3 separate regions of the Mus musculus genome follow, and regions 1 and 2 are each linked to region 3. The links are chromatin loops, found by intact Hi-C in ENCODE. Cell type or tissue: left cerebral cortex. All regions are shown on one strand. Links, peaks and the distances in the headings refer to the core of each region. The heading gives the core; the rest is flanking DNA.

Evidence for each region. Peaks named below come from ENCODE experiments on the same cell type or tissue, not always from the same donor. Only the 100,000 strongest peaks of a DNase experiment are listed, where the experiment ranks them.
Region 1: it touches region 3 in a loop (2.5-fold over the local background); 22 of 42 quality-filtered maps call a loop at or near these places.
Region 2: it touches region 3 in a loop (2.0-fold over the local background); 3 of 42 quality-filtered maps call a loop at or near these places.

The regions. Positions count from the first base shown.
Region 1 is chr9:63,647,899-63,653,096 of GRCm38, forward strand. It overlaps Smad3 (SMAD family member 3), which reads right to left. Exons shown (of 9, transcript NM_016769.4): 8 at 4,583-4,727; 9 at 1-2,487. The coding sequence ends at 2,364. Among named protein-coding and RNA genes, the nearest start is that of Aagab, 48 kb to the left of the region's middle. In left cerebral cortex, for the core only: a CTCF peak has its summit at 2,453 (motif pointing right); DNase peaks (open chromatin) are centred at 631, 790, 1,212, 1,762 and 3 more places; H3K27ac peaks cover 2,913 bases.
Region 2 is chr9:63,777,558-63,782,755 of GRCm38, forward strand. Gm35941 (a long non-coding RNA gene) reads right to left here and starts at 3,194. Exons shown (of 4, transcript XR_870851.2): 1 at 3,019-3,194; 2 at 2,160-2,274. In left cerebral cortex, for the core only: no CTCF peak of the experiment used is centred there; DNase peaks (open chromatin) are centred at 2,582 and 3,138; H3K27ac peaks cover 3,301 bases.
Region 3 is chr9:63,834,828-63,840,025 of GRCm38, forward strand. No RefSeq gene overlaps it. Among named protein-coding and RNA genes, the nearest start is that of Gm39359, 42 kb to the left of the region's middle. In left cerebral cortex, for the core only: a CTCF peak has its summit at 2,950; DNase peaks (open chromatin) are centred at 2,894 and 4,755.

The DNA.
Region 1 (5,198 bases), core at 614-4,613, 190 kb before region 3:
AGGGGAAAAAAAAAGCACACTCAGGTCAGTGGAGAAGTCTGCCAGCAGCCTTGCCCGCCTTGTGTCCTTCCCAAGAGAGGCCCTGCTCTCCAGTCTAGGCTTTCTTCAAAATGCCAGGTATCTCTACAGTTGGTCTGGAAGGTAGCCAGCTGCCATGGCAGGCCAGCACAGGACTCTAACCCACGTGGCTGGGGCTACCTGAACCAGCAGGAAGGAGGGGCAGCAGAGGAGAAGGGGTAAAGAGCCAACTTCTCAGGAGTGCTGAAGACAAAGGCCTCTGCCTGGGGGTCGGTGTCAGTGGGCACCCAGGGCTGGAACAGCACATGTAGTCAGGCCACACCCACTGCTGCACTGTCATCTTCTCGATCCTCAACTCCTCTTTAAAAGTAGAGATGCTGTTCATACGAAAAGGAGAACTGATTTGGGAGGGCACTTTGATTACACGTACCCAAATGACCTGTGTTCTCCATCATGGTGTGACCTTTCCTAGACTCCAAGCCTTTGACTCTCAGGGATGCCAAGAGTAGACCTGCCTAGAATTTTCTCCTACAGCATTCTCCAGCAACTGGCCAATAACATGAAGGGGTGTACTCCCACTGTGTGCCTCCAGAAGCCGCCATCTGCTCTGAGCAGTGCCGGTTCCCTCTACTTTCCAGTTGCAGCAGAATAGACTGTCCCTAGCCACCTGGAGGATAGCTGGGGAAGGGGCACAGGAAGCCCCTAGGAAACCGGACAGCAAGTGACATAAACCCCTGCTGATAACAGAGGACCATGAATGCTTCCCTAGGAGCCACAGCAGAGCGTTGGTGTGTTCTGACTCAGAGCATGCGTGACAGGCAGCCAGGCAGTTCCGAGGACTCGTGTGTCTGAAGCAGCAGTCCACAGACCATCTCAGGTACGGCACAATGTTCACGCCCATGGTCTGTGCCCTTTCAGAGAACCTGAGGGGTTCAGAATTGTATCAACGGAGACTCACACAGGCATCTGTGTCTCAAGGAGGATCAGCATGCCCAGCTGGAAATATGCCACAGGCTCCTGCAGGAGGGGCACCAGGATGTGCTCCAAGAGTCTGGGGGCATCAGAAGATTTATCACATTGGAGGGTACACTTTCTTCCCCTCTGTAGCAGGACAGGACTTCCATGGGAAATCCATGCAGAAACATGGGCTCGTCTTTTCACAACAGAAGCAGCAGCCAAGAAGCGAGTACCAGTTGCAGGTGGCGATCCTGTGTACCCTGTTCTAAAACAGCCAAGAAAGGGACTTTTTTCCAGTTGAAATAATTTACACTCGTTTTCTCTGTAATTGCCGCTGGGAACAGTGCTCATTACACAGTGTCACAGTTTGCTGTGGCAATCCTTTACCATAGCTAGGTAATCCTACATCCCAGGGTGAAGATGACAGAGCGCTCTGCACCAAGCCTGCAATTTTCCAAGGTGTAAAAAAATTTTAATAGCCCTTTTCATTTGCCCATGTCAGCCTGGGATGTCTTACCTCCTGGTGAATTGGCTTCTATAACTCTCAGCTTCCAAACCTCAGGGCAAGAAGCAGTGGCAGGGTCCATTGTGGTTTTCCAGCCAACATACGTACCCAGGATTGTTTTTTATCAAACAGAGGACATTTCAAAGAGCCTATGCTAGGTGAATTCATTGATGCAACTTGTCTCCATAAACCAACACAGCCTATACATCAGGGTTGTGGTGCCAGCTCCCAGAGATGCATTCATTCGGTGTGGTGCCACCTCACCCAGGACACATACTCCACGAGTGCCCTTGCTGCTTCCTGTGAACACTCTGAGACTGATGTGATATTAGGAACTGTACATCACCTATACGCTGACCTTCAGCGGATCCTTCCAAGGAAGAATGGGTTCTCCCCAGCTCTACCCTCCGGCGTGTTCCCGTCTCTCTGCATCCTAGGGGTAGGGGGGAGTACCTATGTAGGCCATCCAGTTTGACAGGTACACCCTCTCTGAGAGTGGTGGGACAGGGCATGCTCCATTACAACTTCTCCAAAGGTAAACTCCATACTCCAGCCATGGAGAAAGGCACTTTCCTTTTGGACTGTGACATCCCAGACCTCTGTCATTAAACAAGGAGTCAGGTGGCGATACACCACCTGTTAGTTCAAGCCACCAGAACAGAAGCCATCACTTGGCCTTCAGACAGGGGCACGTGTATGTAGCAGACACAGCTGTTCATAAATCCATCCCTGGGGTTTTCTTCTGTGGTCTCAGAAACAGGCTGGTGCCTTAGTTGAGTGGAATCGGTGTTCTTTGACAAGACCAAGTTGGATGGAGTTCTCTTCCAAGGTCATTTTCCCCAAGCCCGCCCTCCCCAACCCGCTCCCTTTACTCCTAGTGTCTCTAAGACACACTGGAACAGCGGATGCTCGGGGAACCCATCTGGGTGAGGACCTTGTCAAGCCACTGCAAGGGTCCATTCAGGTGTAGCTCAATCCAGCAGGGGGTGCTGGTCACTGTCTGTCTCCTGGAAGAAGAGGGAAGAGGTGAGAGATTAAAATGTTGAGGACACACACAAGTTGAGTTACCACACTGCTTTCTGCTACCCCGAGACAGAGATCTCTCTTTGTGCTAGATAGGTAAATAGTGCCTAGAGGTGGTACTAGCAAATGTGGCTGAACCAGACCAGTCCTCCTGGGAGGGCTTTGTGTAAGTCGGGTTCTGCTGGAGGGAGAGGACCTCAAAGATTTAAAGAAGGTCGGTTTCCAGGAACCGGGAGAAGCCCCCATGTAGAACCTCCTGCCTGAGTTAAGGTCTCCCTGGTTCCTAGCTTAGCCACTGGGTAGGTGCCTGCAGCCCCCTTCCAGATTTGGGCCAGCCCCGCAGCTGTCATGACATGCCTGTCTGATGGAGGGCGTTTTACAAAGCACTGACAGGGCCACATGCTTCAAGTCCCAGGGTGCTGCTATAATCCCATCTACGGCTTATTTTGGAAAATATTACCAGCAGAGCTAGCCGGGGAACAATTACTGGAAAAACCAAGGCACACCACACATTTCTTTTCCCTCAAAGCACTTTGTCTAAATTCAGACTGCTTGGTGACGCAGCTCACAGGCAAGCTCCCAGAAGCCTCCACCGAGCAAAGGCTATCTGCTGTGGCGACATACGGGTGCCAGCTGGAGGTGAGGCCTAGGCTGCAGGCCCGCTTACAGCTGCTTTAAAGAACCAGCCTGAAACCTTACTCTGTTTGGCCCACAATGCAGGAGGGCATGGCTGTTCTGGGAAGGGGCCGCACCCGCCACTAGGCTGCCTGCCGTGCTATGCTGCCAGGCGGCAGTGACGCAGTAAGCCGGGTAGGACGGGGTGTGCTGGCAGGGTTTCCTCCGTGGTGATACAGTGCCCTAGAGAGGGGCTTCTGCCAATCTTTGAAGATGGGCGGCCCTGGTGCTGTACCACTTTTGGGGCCATCATCCCGAGGCTAACCCTCCCTCAAGCCTCAAGTGCTTTGCTTGAACAGTTCGGGAGGTTCACAGCCTGGGCCCCCTGCCTGAAGGCAAGCAGGCCTCCCAGTTCTTTTCCTTCGGGGTTTGTGCGTTAAAGAATTAATTTTCTAACCTTTCACTCTGATTCCCTAAATGATCTAAATCCTGGGCTAAAAGGTTGGCTCAGGCATCTGCCCAGCCAGACCTTTGGGCCGGGTCACCACAGCATGGCTGGGAGTTATTCTGCAGTCTGAGCTGTTGGTGACCCTCCCTGGATCTCAGATTCAAAGGCCCAGGGTACTTTGCTCACTGGCACCATGGGGCATCCGTGAAAGAGCAACAGCTCTGAAACCTAGACAGCGAGGTTAGATTTTACAGACCTCCGTCCTCTGCTGAGAATCTGACTTTCCATAAGTCATGCTCATCGGGGTTTCATTACAAACGGTGGCCCGGAGCCAATATTGAAATGGGTTTGGCTGGGGTGCAGAATGACTGCAAAACAAAACCGATTCCAAACATCTGGAAAAATGAAGAGAAGGGGCGAGGAACTTGCAAGGCGCTGGCTGCAGCTGACGTGTGGGTACCTCTGTGCGGCTCCACTCTGGGGGCCAGGGAGGAGGCATGGAGCAGAAGGGCATGTGGCCCTGCCTCCCAGACCTCTCCTGTCCAGCATGGGAAAAGGAGACTGCCTTCTCATTAAACTGAGTCTAGACAGCCTGAGGGGCCTCAACCAAGCAGACCAGGTAGACCTTGCTATTACTGGTGCCATGTTTAAAGTGCTAACTGGCATTCTTTAAATGAAAATATATACATGAATTAGCTGTTCTCTATAAAACACTCAAATCTCCTTCCTTGTCAGGGAAGACAGTCATCCTGAGAATCCATCCCAAGGAAATTGAGGACACAGCAGCCCAGGAGAGGCCAAGTCTGGACCTGTCTTTTCCACCTGACTCTCCATAAGCTTTTAGCCTCCATATCTCTACAAGAATAATGCCAGCGTCCCCACAGTGGGCCTAGAAATGCTGATGGTGCTTGAGAGCTGCTGAGCACTAGACTAAGGCTGTGACGCTATCCTTGGCTGTCATGCCTTGCCTAGAGCTGGCTCCCTCTACCACCACTAAAGGCAGCTTAGGCACTGACCTGTACTCTGCTCCCCAGCCTTTGACGAAGCTCATACGGATGGTGCACATGCGCGTCAGCTGGTAGACAGCCTCAAAGCCCTGGTTGACAGACTGAGCTAGGAGGGCAGCAAATTCCTGGTTGTTGAAGATCTTCAGGTTGCAGCCTGCCAACCATAGACAAGTCAGATAAGCCAATCCCAGGACCACCCGAACAGTTGGATTCACACACCTCAAGTGGCATACTACGGTCCCACCCAGTGGCTATCTGCTCTGAGCTCATCACCATGCAAGGATAGGCCTTCTCTATTACTACACTTGATCTGCACACCCTTAGCAGGGAGATGCATGTGCAAGGGATGCTACAGGCCGGCCTATAGGAGCCACCTCCAGATGCTGGGATGCCAAGAAGGAAGCTTGGAAGTGGGCTCAGGTGATACAGGTATGGCCTGGAGAGGCTGAGGCAGAACCCTAGGCTTCAGAGAGGCAGGGCACCTGAGCTTGGTTTCCAATACCTTGTGTGGTAGCCACCTGGGGACAGGTGCTCCTGCATTGCTACAGTAGCAGGGCATATGGCAATGAGGTGGGCATGGGACCTGCTAACATAGGGATGCTCTGCAGAGGGTCAGAGCACCTTC
Region 2 (5,198 bases), core at 614-4,613, 58 kb before region 3:
TAGACACTATTAAGTTCTTGATTGAACATCACTTTCATAGGCTGACAATACAGCCCAGAGGGTAAGGGCGCTTGCTACTACTCCAGAAAACTCGAGTTTGGTCCCTGAAATAGGATAGAAAGAGAGAACCAGCTCCTGCAAGTAACCCTCTGCTCCACATGTGTGCTGTGCCCACATGCACACACACATGCACACACACATATGCACACACATGCACGCACACATGCATGTACATACACAAAAATAAAGACTGCCTCCATGAGAGTGTGCTATGTGGGTTAAGAAATTCCTTTACACAGACGAAGCCTATGGACCAGACAGACTTAACTTGACTTTCGTGTATACAGACTAGGAAAGGATCCTTCCAGAAGCCCCACGTGGATAATGAGAGAGCACACCCATGTTCCCATGAAATAAGAGAAGGGGTGTGGCTGAGGCAGAAGGTCCAGTCATGTCAGAACAGAGGAGAAAGAATAGGGCCAGCCTGGTAGGGTAGAGTTGGATGGTCTAGTGGACAGTCTAGGAATCCGGTCCAAATTCTCCCTCTACCACCAGCTAGCCTTGTGCCCTTGGGGGACAACACTCAACCTTTCCCGTCTCAGCTTTTCTTTTTGAATAGAGAGAAATGGTCTGACCCATGCATAAAAGCTGCCTGGTGTGGCAGGTGCTGCTTAACATAATTTTTAGTCCCTCGACTAAAAGGGACACAAGATGTCCCTTTTAGTAAAAGGGGCACAGTGAGTGCTCACTGACTCCACCTCAGCAGACACTGCAAGAGCCCAGAATAACACAATGGGTGCCAAGTGCCTCCATGTTCAAAAGTAAGGGCTAGGTATTCAGTGTGGGGTGAGCACATCCCGCCAGCACTTCCGGGATAACAAAGACAGGAATGTAAAGAAGATAGTGATGGGAAATCTTTGAAAGACTTGGGAAGTGTGTGGCAGGGTCCCTGGACACCCAAAGAGAAGGGAAAAGGCCTTCAAAGGCTCCTCAGAGAGCTGCTGTGTGACCCCAGAATCCGTGAGACACAAAGATTATCTGGCTCATGTCTAGACCAGCTGGAGCAGGATCTGGGGCTACCCCAGAAGGAAGGGCACTATAGCTGCCCCATGGAGGAATGGTTTGCTAAGGAATCCTGGACTAAATTATATTACTTATGACCCCTGGGGGTAGCGTAAGCCTAGGGAGGCTACAAGCAGTAAGGGAGAGGCAGCTATAGAGGGCACAGCAGCTAGGTACGTAGAAAGAAGCTGTACCCCAGGGAACGCCCGTGCACCTTGAGTCAGTGTGTTTCCTGTGCCAGGAATGACCAACCTATAGTAGTGTGTGCCATGTTCCTCGTGAGCACAGGTTATGCTGCTTCCTGGGCAGCACTGGGCCTCCTCTCAGTCCAAGTAACACCTTCCACTACCAGGAAGGTTTTACCAAGAGCTGGAAGTCAATGTGGGGATTGGAGACTTCTCTGAAAAACGTTGCTCGGCTTCCAGACTCTGCCCTAGCCCCACTACAGTCTACTGAACACTCCTGTTTGGAACTCCAGCCTGACCTGCGGAAGCAACTGCTCTGTGAAGTCCAGGGATGAGCAGAGGTTGGGAGATTCTTCTCTTGGTTTAGCTTTGAATAAGAGAAGGGAGTTGCTGCTATTGGCATCTTCTATAGAGCAGGCCCTGGTGCCTAGCTAGTGTTTTGTGTGAACCGACCAATATTCCCAAGAACAATCACACTGGGTGGATATTTGTCATTTCCAGTTTACACGGGAGAAGAAAGACGTCCAAAAAGATAAGAATGTAGCCCCACAGCCCCAGAGTGTCCTTGAACTCTCTATGTAGCCAAGACAGACTTTGAACTCCTGGTCCTCCTGTCTCCATCTCTCACGTGCTGGGGTTACAAGTGTGCATTGCCATGCTCAGTTTATATGGTGCTGGGGATTGAACTCAGGGCTTTGTGTCTGCTAAGCAAGCACCCTAGAAGCCGAGCTGCAGCCCCCACCCCACCCCACCCCACCCCACCCCCAGAGATGGTGTCCTCTTATAGCACCATTTCTGACTGGTGGCATACACTGCTGTTGAGTGACGGGGCCAGGCCCATGTGCCTTATTTCTACCCCTTGCAAGCCACGTGCACCTAAAGGGGCTCCTTCTCTGACCTTGGGCTTCTTACCTGCAAGAAAAATGGCCCCTTCTTTGCAATGCTGTGAAGATGACATGTGGCCAGTTGTCAGCATACTATGTGTGTTCAGCAACCTTTCTTTATCTCTGATAATTCTTATCACGACCTAGTGAGAGGACAGAAGAGAAACCCATGATTACCTCACTAGGGAAAGGTGATTAGGGATCCCGAAGTTCAAGGTTAGGTGATGTCCAAAGTCACATGAAGTCCCCAAGGTTGTCCCAGCCCTTGGCCTATAGCTACTTGGAGTACTGACTCCCTCTGAAGTCCCTGTCCACTTCTGGAGCCCTGGACTTGGTGTCTGAGCATGTGCACTCACACACACACACCTCCCAGTGCACACATGGGCTGAGCTGTGTGCAAAGGCGAGGCTGTCTGTGTAGGTGGCTGGAGCTGTAGGCAGGCGGCCAGGAGTGCTCCTTCTGTGTGCTTTGTGCGCTGAGAGCGGCTTGCAGGGGTGGGAAGAGGTGGCTGCTTGGAATAGACAGAAAAGCACAGAAGGCTCTCCAGGCAAAAGCTCGCCCCATATGTCCTTCACTGCTCTGCTCAGTGCTGGAAAGGCCCCTCTGCCCTCGGTGAGGTCCTGCACACACAGGCATGCTAGCTGAAGCATTCTTGAGCTTCTCCTTCCGTTAGCCTGATCCCTACCCCCACGCCAGCACTCCCTACCCACACAGAGTTATTTACTCCCACTGCAAGCTCATGCTCCTCAGGAAGGATAGGGACCCTCTCCCTAACCCCATTTTCAAGTGGAGACCAGTCCACACTGGGCATCTGGACAGCTGCTGGCCTAGACTCCAAGAACAGTCCCATCTGCAAGGCACACAGAGCCGCTTAGAGTAAAAATAACCTGTGGAATCAATTACAACAGCAGCAGCGGCAGCAGCAGCAATTAGGGTGTCCGCAGGGGAATAGAGACACACTGTTTAACTTCATCTCCTTCCTGTTCCAGAAGCATGCGGGACGGTGTGACTAAGACAAACGCGGGTTATGTAACTGGTATTTCTCATCAGAAGCTGCTCCATCCCATCCTCCTTCAAAGAGGAAGAAAAAGAGGAAGGACAAGAAGATGGCCTCTGACTTGCACAAGCCATGGGGAAGAAAATCTAGACTTTTAACGATAGAGATCAAGCTACTCCTCTTGCCTCAGGCAGAACGCTTTTCAGAGGAGAAACAAGGGCCTTGAGTTTGGTGAGCTCTAAAAGACTCCTGGTTTTTATTCTACAAATAACTTTGACTCTAAGATCCTCCGGGGTAGCATAGGGGGCTTGTTTGTGTTTGGGGGACCCCACTGTTCCTTAGCCAGGGTCTGTGTACACAGGTGGTCATTACTGTCTCCCTAAAAGGAATCCATTTACTAATCTCTCCCACGTGAGCAGGCTCAGCCTTTGGTCCTCATGTCCCATCCCCAGGACGTCGCTGGGCACTGGGAGGTGAACAGCTGTGGTAGAAAGAAGGCTGGGTGACTTTCTGAAAAGTGACTGAGCCTCTGAGGTCAATCTAGTGTTTTCCATTGTCAACAGTTGCTCCAAGAACATAAAAACGTCTGCCTCTGGGATATTGTATCTCCTTACTTTTCTCAGTGTGTGACAAAATGCATGTAAAAGCAACTTAAGGAGGGAGGACTTCACTGAGGCCCATGGTCCAGTGTTATAAGTCTCTCCTGGTGGAAAGACACGGTGGCTGGCACTTGGGGCAGTTTGTCACATTGCATCTGCAATCAGGAAGCAGAGATGATTGCCCGTGCTCAGGTCCTAGGCATTTCTTGTTATCTGTCTCACGACCACAGTCCATAGGATGGTGGCCCCCACAGTTAGGGTGGGTCTTCCCACTTCAATTAGCTCACCTAGAAACTCCCTCTGGGACATGGCAAGAGGTGACATCCTAGATGATTCTAGATGCCCATCCAGTTGGCAATCAGCACTAAGCATGGAGGACATCCTTAAGGTGAGGTCTGGAGAAGATGAAATACAAGTTAAACCTGAGGGACATCTAGAATTCCAATAGGTCATCTGAGTAAAAGCTACTCTAAGCTGGTATCAGACGTGGGAGGGAGAAAGCCTGCCAGGGGGAAGGCATTTGTGTTGGGAAGCAAAATGTCACACAGTACTCAATAATAACTACACTATCTCAGGGCCACCTGAGGTAAGGTCTGGAGGCCCGGTGAGATCCAGACTGGTACAGGAGAGGAGGGTGGAGTCTCTCAGAACCTTCTCCTAGGCTAAGGGGTCAGAGTCCCGACACTAAAAAAGCTGGAGAACTGCTAACAGCCCTGAAGGACTAGGGGCCTGAAGTCCTGGGCAGGAAAATGGCTCAGGTCCATCACGGAGGGGACAGGATTATAACTCATATCATTTCAAGACCCAAGTTTACTTCCAGGATGTAAAGTTCTGTCACGTGGCAGGCAGATGTTGTCAAGACCCTGCCCCAGCTCAGCACATGCCCCAAACTTCCCAGCATACTGGCCAGCAGAGGGCCAAGCACAGTGTGCCCACTAATGCCCTAGGGATTAGCCCCTGGCCAATGAGCAGAGAAGATCTGGGAGGCCAACGTCCAGGAGAGGGAAACACTGGGTGTGCTTGGGTGTGTCCCCCAGCCAGATGGAGCCACACTTCCCCTATGGTGACCTGATGGATGTTCCATCTTCATGGCTTCCTTCCTACCTCTGCCTCATCCCCACCTTTCAACCCCAGCTCCTGGGGCCTCCTAAAGCCGTTGCTTCAGTTTGTCCCTCACCTTGGGACCAACTTCTGGGAAACTCAAGCTAAGAGAATTAATAGACTTCCCTCAGGATATGGCTGGAGAAACTGAGGCCCAGAGAGAATATGATTGCTTTTAGTCACCAAATAGCTGGCTAAGTCCCAGGAGATAGATCTCAAGTGATCGGTTCCTTCTCAGTGTCTCCTTACTTTTCTCAGTGTGTGACAAAATGCATGTAAAAGCAACTTAAGGAGGGAGGAGTTCACTGAGGCCCATGGTCCAGTGTTACAAGTCTCTCGTGGTGGAAAGACAGCCGATTAGCCACCAAGT
Region 3 (5,198 bases), core at 848-4,847:
AGGAAGAGGTCCAAGAAATGGCCGTGTCTGTGTCAGGTCTCTTAACAGGAGGCAGTTTGTCCAGCTGCTCTAGAACTCGGGGTGCAGGGCTGGACTGCAAAGCTGGGGAACAGCTTTTGTTTGTCCTTCTACTAAAGGGGGTGGAGGGGAGAAGGGAGAGGGGGAGGGGAGAAGGGAGAGAAGGAAGGGAGAAGGGAGAGAGGGAGGGGAGAAGGGGGGTAAGAAGGGAAAGAGGGGGAGGGAGGGGGGAGGGAGGGAGGGAGAGGAGAAGGAAGAGAGGTAGGAGGAAGGGAGAGAGGGAGGGAGAGAGGGAGGGAAGAGATGTAATCTCTCGGCTTCAGAGAGTTCCTCAACAGAGAACATCCCACTTGCCATCATCTCTGGGTCCCTGCTCCATCCCTTCTGCTAAAGCTTAATGGCTGCCGGCAGTAGTCAGTGGTTTGACCAAGGACACCAAGTATCAAGTCATGTTTGTGCACAAACTCATCATAAGGGCATCTCTAGATATCCCCCTAGGAGGAGTGACCTAGGGCCTGTGCCCCTCCTCCTCCCCGCTGTGGCTCCCCTCCTCCATGGCTGATTTCTCTTCCCCTTTGACATTCTTCCTCCCCTCTCCCTCTGGCTCTCCCTCCTCCCTCCTCACTGTGGCTTCCTCCCTCCTGTGCCTTTCTCCCCTCTGTGGCTCTTCTTGACCTGCAACTGCAACAAGACCCTCCCTAGAGAGCCCCCCATTAGGCTGCAGCAGCCACTGGCCAATGGTGTTCCTAGATTAGTGGAACTGAGCTAAGGGAACACTTCTAGGGAGGCCCTGAACTGAGCCGAGAGCTAAGGGAACACTTCTAGGGAGGCCCTGGGTGTCCTCTGTGCGAGCAAGGTTCACTCTTACCATTCAGATCTTCAGACGGTCCTCTCAAAACAGACACTAAGACAAAGTTTGGGGTGTGTCATGAGAGGTCACCCACACTTATAAGTGGAAGAAAAAGGAAGGGGGTAGGCAGAGACCAGTGAAGACCCAGCAAACAGAGAGGAAATCTCAACCCAGGATCATCTGAGCATCCCAGACGGCCAAGCAATGGGTGAGCCCAGGCTGGCCCCTGCGGCTAATGTAGACATTAAGGTACTGCCAACCAAAGCAAGTACCTGCCACCCACGTGCTAACAGCACCCTGGAGGGCAATGGTGGGCAGCTCCACGTTCTAAGAATGTGATTGAGCCCTTTCGTCTCTTGATTTCCACAGCCACTGTGGGGGCAGTTTCTAGATTCGGTTACCTGAGGTGGGTAGACACACCTTGAAAGCCTTTCCATGGGCTTGATCCCAGACTGAGTCAAAAGGCCAGAACGAACTGAGTACCAGCGTGCATCTCTCTCTGTGCCCCGACTATGCATGCCACGTGACCCTCCTGTAACCACGCCTACCCCGCCAGGATAGGCTGTCTCTTTAAACTGTGAGGCAAAACAAACCCGTCTTAAGTTGCCTTTGCCAAGCATCTCATCACAGCAAGGAGAAAAGGCATCTGATTCCCTCCCTGTGCTCCAGAGGCTGGGCTGGACGTCAGGATGGCTTCTGGACAGAGACAGGTTCTGTTCTGTGCGGTGGTCCTGTCTCCAGCCTTCTCCATCCCAACTGTTATCTACAAAGTGCTGCTGGCCCTTACCCTCCTCCAATGATGGTAGCAGGAGAAACTACACCTTTTACCCTTCCTGGGGAGTCCTGGGGAATCTCTTCAGCCTAGGAGCGTTCAGGAGGATCCTAGCTGGATGGGTAAGAGGGGGCTGCAAAGGGAAACAGGACTTGAAAGAGCAGAGAGGGCTTCAGTAGCTCCAAGGACCTCAGGGAATGTCCTCCAAGAAATTTCATGCTCCAGCGAGAACCCATAAAATCAAAGATGTGTTTCCATGTATAGTGATTTATGTAGAACAAGCAGAAAAGGCTTTCCCCATTAATCACAGGGTGTGAGGCAGCTGATGTGCACTGTACAGAGCTCTGAGGGTTATGGCTGGTTTAAACGTAGATTCGACAGCATACACCCTTCAGTTCAGTTTTTGAGACCCTCCCTGGGCAGGGGGCCAAACATGGCTGTCACCATCCACCTTCCAGCGTGGTATCCCTCATTCCTTCCTCACACATCACCAAGACAGCCCAGCCTCAAACACAGAATTAATGCAAGTCTTGGGAAAACAGAGCTGTGGTCAAGACCATAGCAAACAGGTCTAGGCTGCTTCCAGCCAGTCTCAGCAGGCTCAAATCACTTCTGACCAAGTCAAACCAGTTCTAGTGAATTCCAGGATTGACCAGATCAGGATGTAACCAGCTCTAACGTGTTCTGACTGATCCCAGAGATATATACTGTTTAAAGGAGATTGTGACCAGTTCCAACTGGTTTGGGCTAAATCTAACTGGACCAGACCAGTTCTGCCCAAAGCAAAACAAAGCTAATTTAAGTAACTCCAAGCTAGTTCCAACCTGGCCAGCTCCTTCCTCCTCTGAAAATGTTCTCATTAAGAACCTGCTCAGGAAGTGGGGCCCCACCTGCCTCTTTTGAGGGGAGACATCTTATGTATGCCGAGTTCTGAGGCTATGCAGAGCTGGAGCCGGATGCTTAATTAATAACTCAGCTACAGTTTACCAAGAGGAAGCCAAGCAGTCCCTGCTCTAAGCTTTCTCCACCTTTACTTTGCAGGAGTCAGTCTCTCACTGAACCTAGAGCTTGCCAGTTTGTTAGCCAGCAAGCCCCAGATACCTGCGTCTCGAAGGCACTGGGATTACAAGTATTGGTCTCCACATCAGGCTTTTATGTGGGTGCTAAGGTTCAAAATGAGGACTTGTGAAGCATTTAACAACTGGGCCATCTGCTCTGCCCCTACCAAGTGTCTTTGTGCATCCTGGTTCCTGTGACGTTAGACAATCAGCCTAGAAAAGCTATTGCCCATTGGGCCTGGAGATAGCTCCCTCCAGAGGCTGAGTGGGCTCAGGAAGCTGTTCTGTGGCCTCTGCTTCTCCCCTTTGGGCCTCAGTGTCCTCTTCAGGGTTCAATAAAGCATCCAAGTCACCCAAGATAATAATGACCGATGACAATAATGTCCAAGCCCTTAGGACGGCATTGTAACCCACACGAGCACACAGAATATTTCCGGTCTTTCCCCAGGTTTTCAGTTTTTTGTTTTGTTGTTGTTGTTGCTGCTGCTGCTGCTGCTGCTGCTGCTGCTGCTGCTGCTGCTGCTGCTGCTGCTGTTGTCTGGTTAGAATCCCCCTGTGTAGATCAAGCAGGCCTCTAACTTTTGAGTTTTTCCTGCCTTTGCCAACTAAGCTGTTTTAGGTGACTGACAGACAGGAGCCACCGTATCTCCTCCCCTTCCTTCCTTCCTTCCTTCCTTCCTTCCTTCCTTCCTTCCTTCCTTCCTTCCTTCCTTCTTTCCTTCCTTCCTTCCTTCCTTCCTTCCTTCCTTCCTTTCTCTTTCTTTAGACTATTATAACTGTTCTTTCTCTTGTGGTGTGATTAGAACTATCCTCACACAGATGGAAAACTGTGGCGTCTGGTCCTGACTCCCAGCCTCCTTGACTCTGGAAGTGAGCTGAGAGCTGGATCCCAGCATCCTCTTTGCTGCCAGGTGAGACCTCAGGACTGTCCTGGGCTTGGCTGGCCCATGGCTCCTGGGACTCTGTCTCTGCTAAGTGGCTTCCTGATGCAGGGTGATGGAGAACTCCCAGGTCAGAGGAAAGCAATGGAATACTGCCTCATCTATCAAAGCAGACCACGTGAAGGCTGGGGTTCCTTGGCCTGAAGGAACCGTGGTGTGAAAAGCTGAAGGTTCTCTGGGGATGGCGTCTCTGCCCCTCTAGGCCTCCATACAGGGAGGGAAACAAGTGGAAATGGGGTGAACAACTCTCTGTGGGGTTCTCAGAGAGTCTTTGGGCCTCTTGTCTATGCCCCTTCTGAAGTGGGGAAGGGACAGCGGAGATAGCCAGGATTCTGAGACTGGTTTGGAAGGCACCTCACCCTGATGTGGAGGCTGGACCGAGTCAGCCTCTCTCTCCTTCCCTTCCCATATTACATACATATATACCACTAAACACTTAAAAAACTGGCAAATTCTACCAATCACTGTTGGTTAAGGGCTCATTGTGTTCTGAGCTTTTGCCTGCATTAGGTCACTCTCTGTCCTAACCCTGTGGAAATGTCCTGACTTCGGGCTCCTCTCCCCGAGGAAGAGGCCAGTTCACAGGCAGGTTAGGGCTGAGCCACACATCTGTGAGTCACACAGTTGACTTCCACTTCAAATGGCAATCTTTAATCGATTGGTAGTGGCTGCCTGTAGGGCAATATTGAAATCTGGAAGCCTCCCTCAGATGAACTAGAAAGAGTGCTATGATTGATTAATGATGCCTGCCAGCAGAGGCACAGGGAAGGGTGGCTTGCATGCTGCCTATATGCTATCTGTTCCTAAGACTGTGGGCCCCAGGGTGAGTTCTTCTGTCTTCCCACGTTGACAGAACAGGGGTAGAGAAAGTGCTCAGCTCTTAAAGGCTAAGGCTGACAACCAAAATGCCAGGAATTCAGTTCCCAAGATGACAGAAAACCCACCAGGAACAGCAAAATCATGACTACAGGATTGTTTTTGCAGTCTACCAACACAACACAAGTGGAAGGGACTGTTCCCACAGTTGTGCTTGCAGGGGTTAGTCATCCTCACCCTGATGCGCAGCTCTCCCTCCATAGCTCTCACCTGCCAAGTGCCCCCCGGCACGCTGACTAAGGCAGGCTGAGTCACACGGGGCCGCACGGGGGCTGGCTGGGGTAGCATGCGGAGGCACAGAGTCCTTCCTAACTGTAGACAGTGAATCACCGCATCACTTAGCACCAGGACCGCTCTATCCATGGTACCCCACACACTCAATTGCCTGAACCCTCTTAGTTCTCTGGACTCCACTGTGCCTCGTTAGCTGGAGTGAGATACTCCTGTTCGTACCTGTGGATGGCATGGCCTCCCTTCTCCCCTCCCACCCCACCCCAACTGGAAGAATCCTGAACTTCAAGGGCCTGGCAGGCCCAAACCCATAGGAACTTTCTTTTCAGGGGTGGGGATGAGATTAGGGTCAGGGAGGTGTCTAGGAAAACCGGAGATTAGATTCCGACTCCCAGGACCCAGATTAGGACCTTGGCTTTTCACTTATAGTTTGGAAGAGCTTGTCCAAGCTA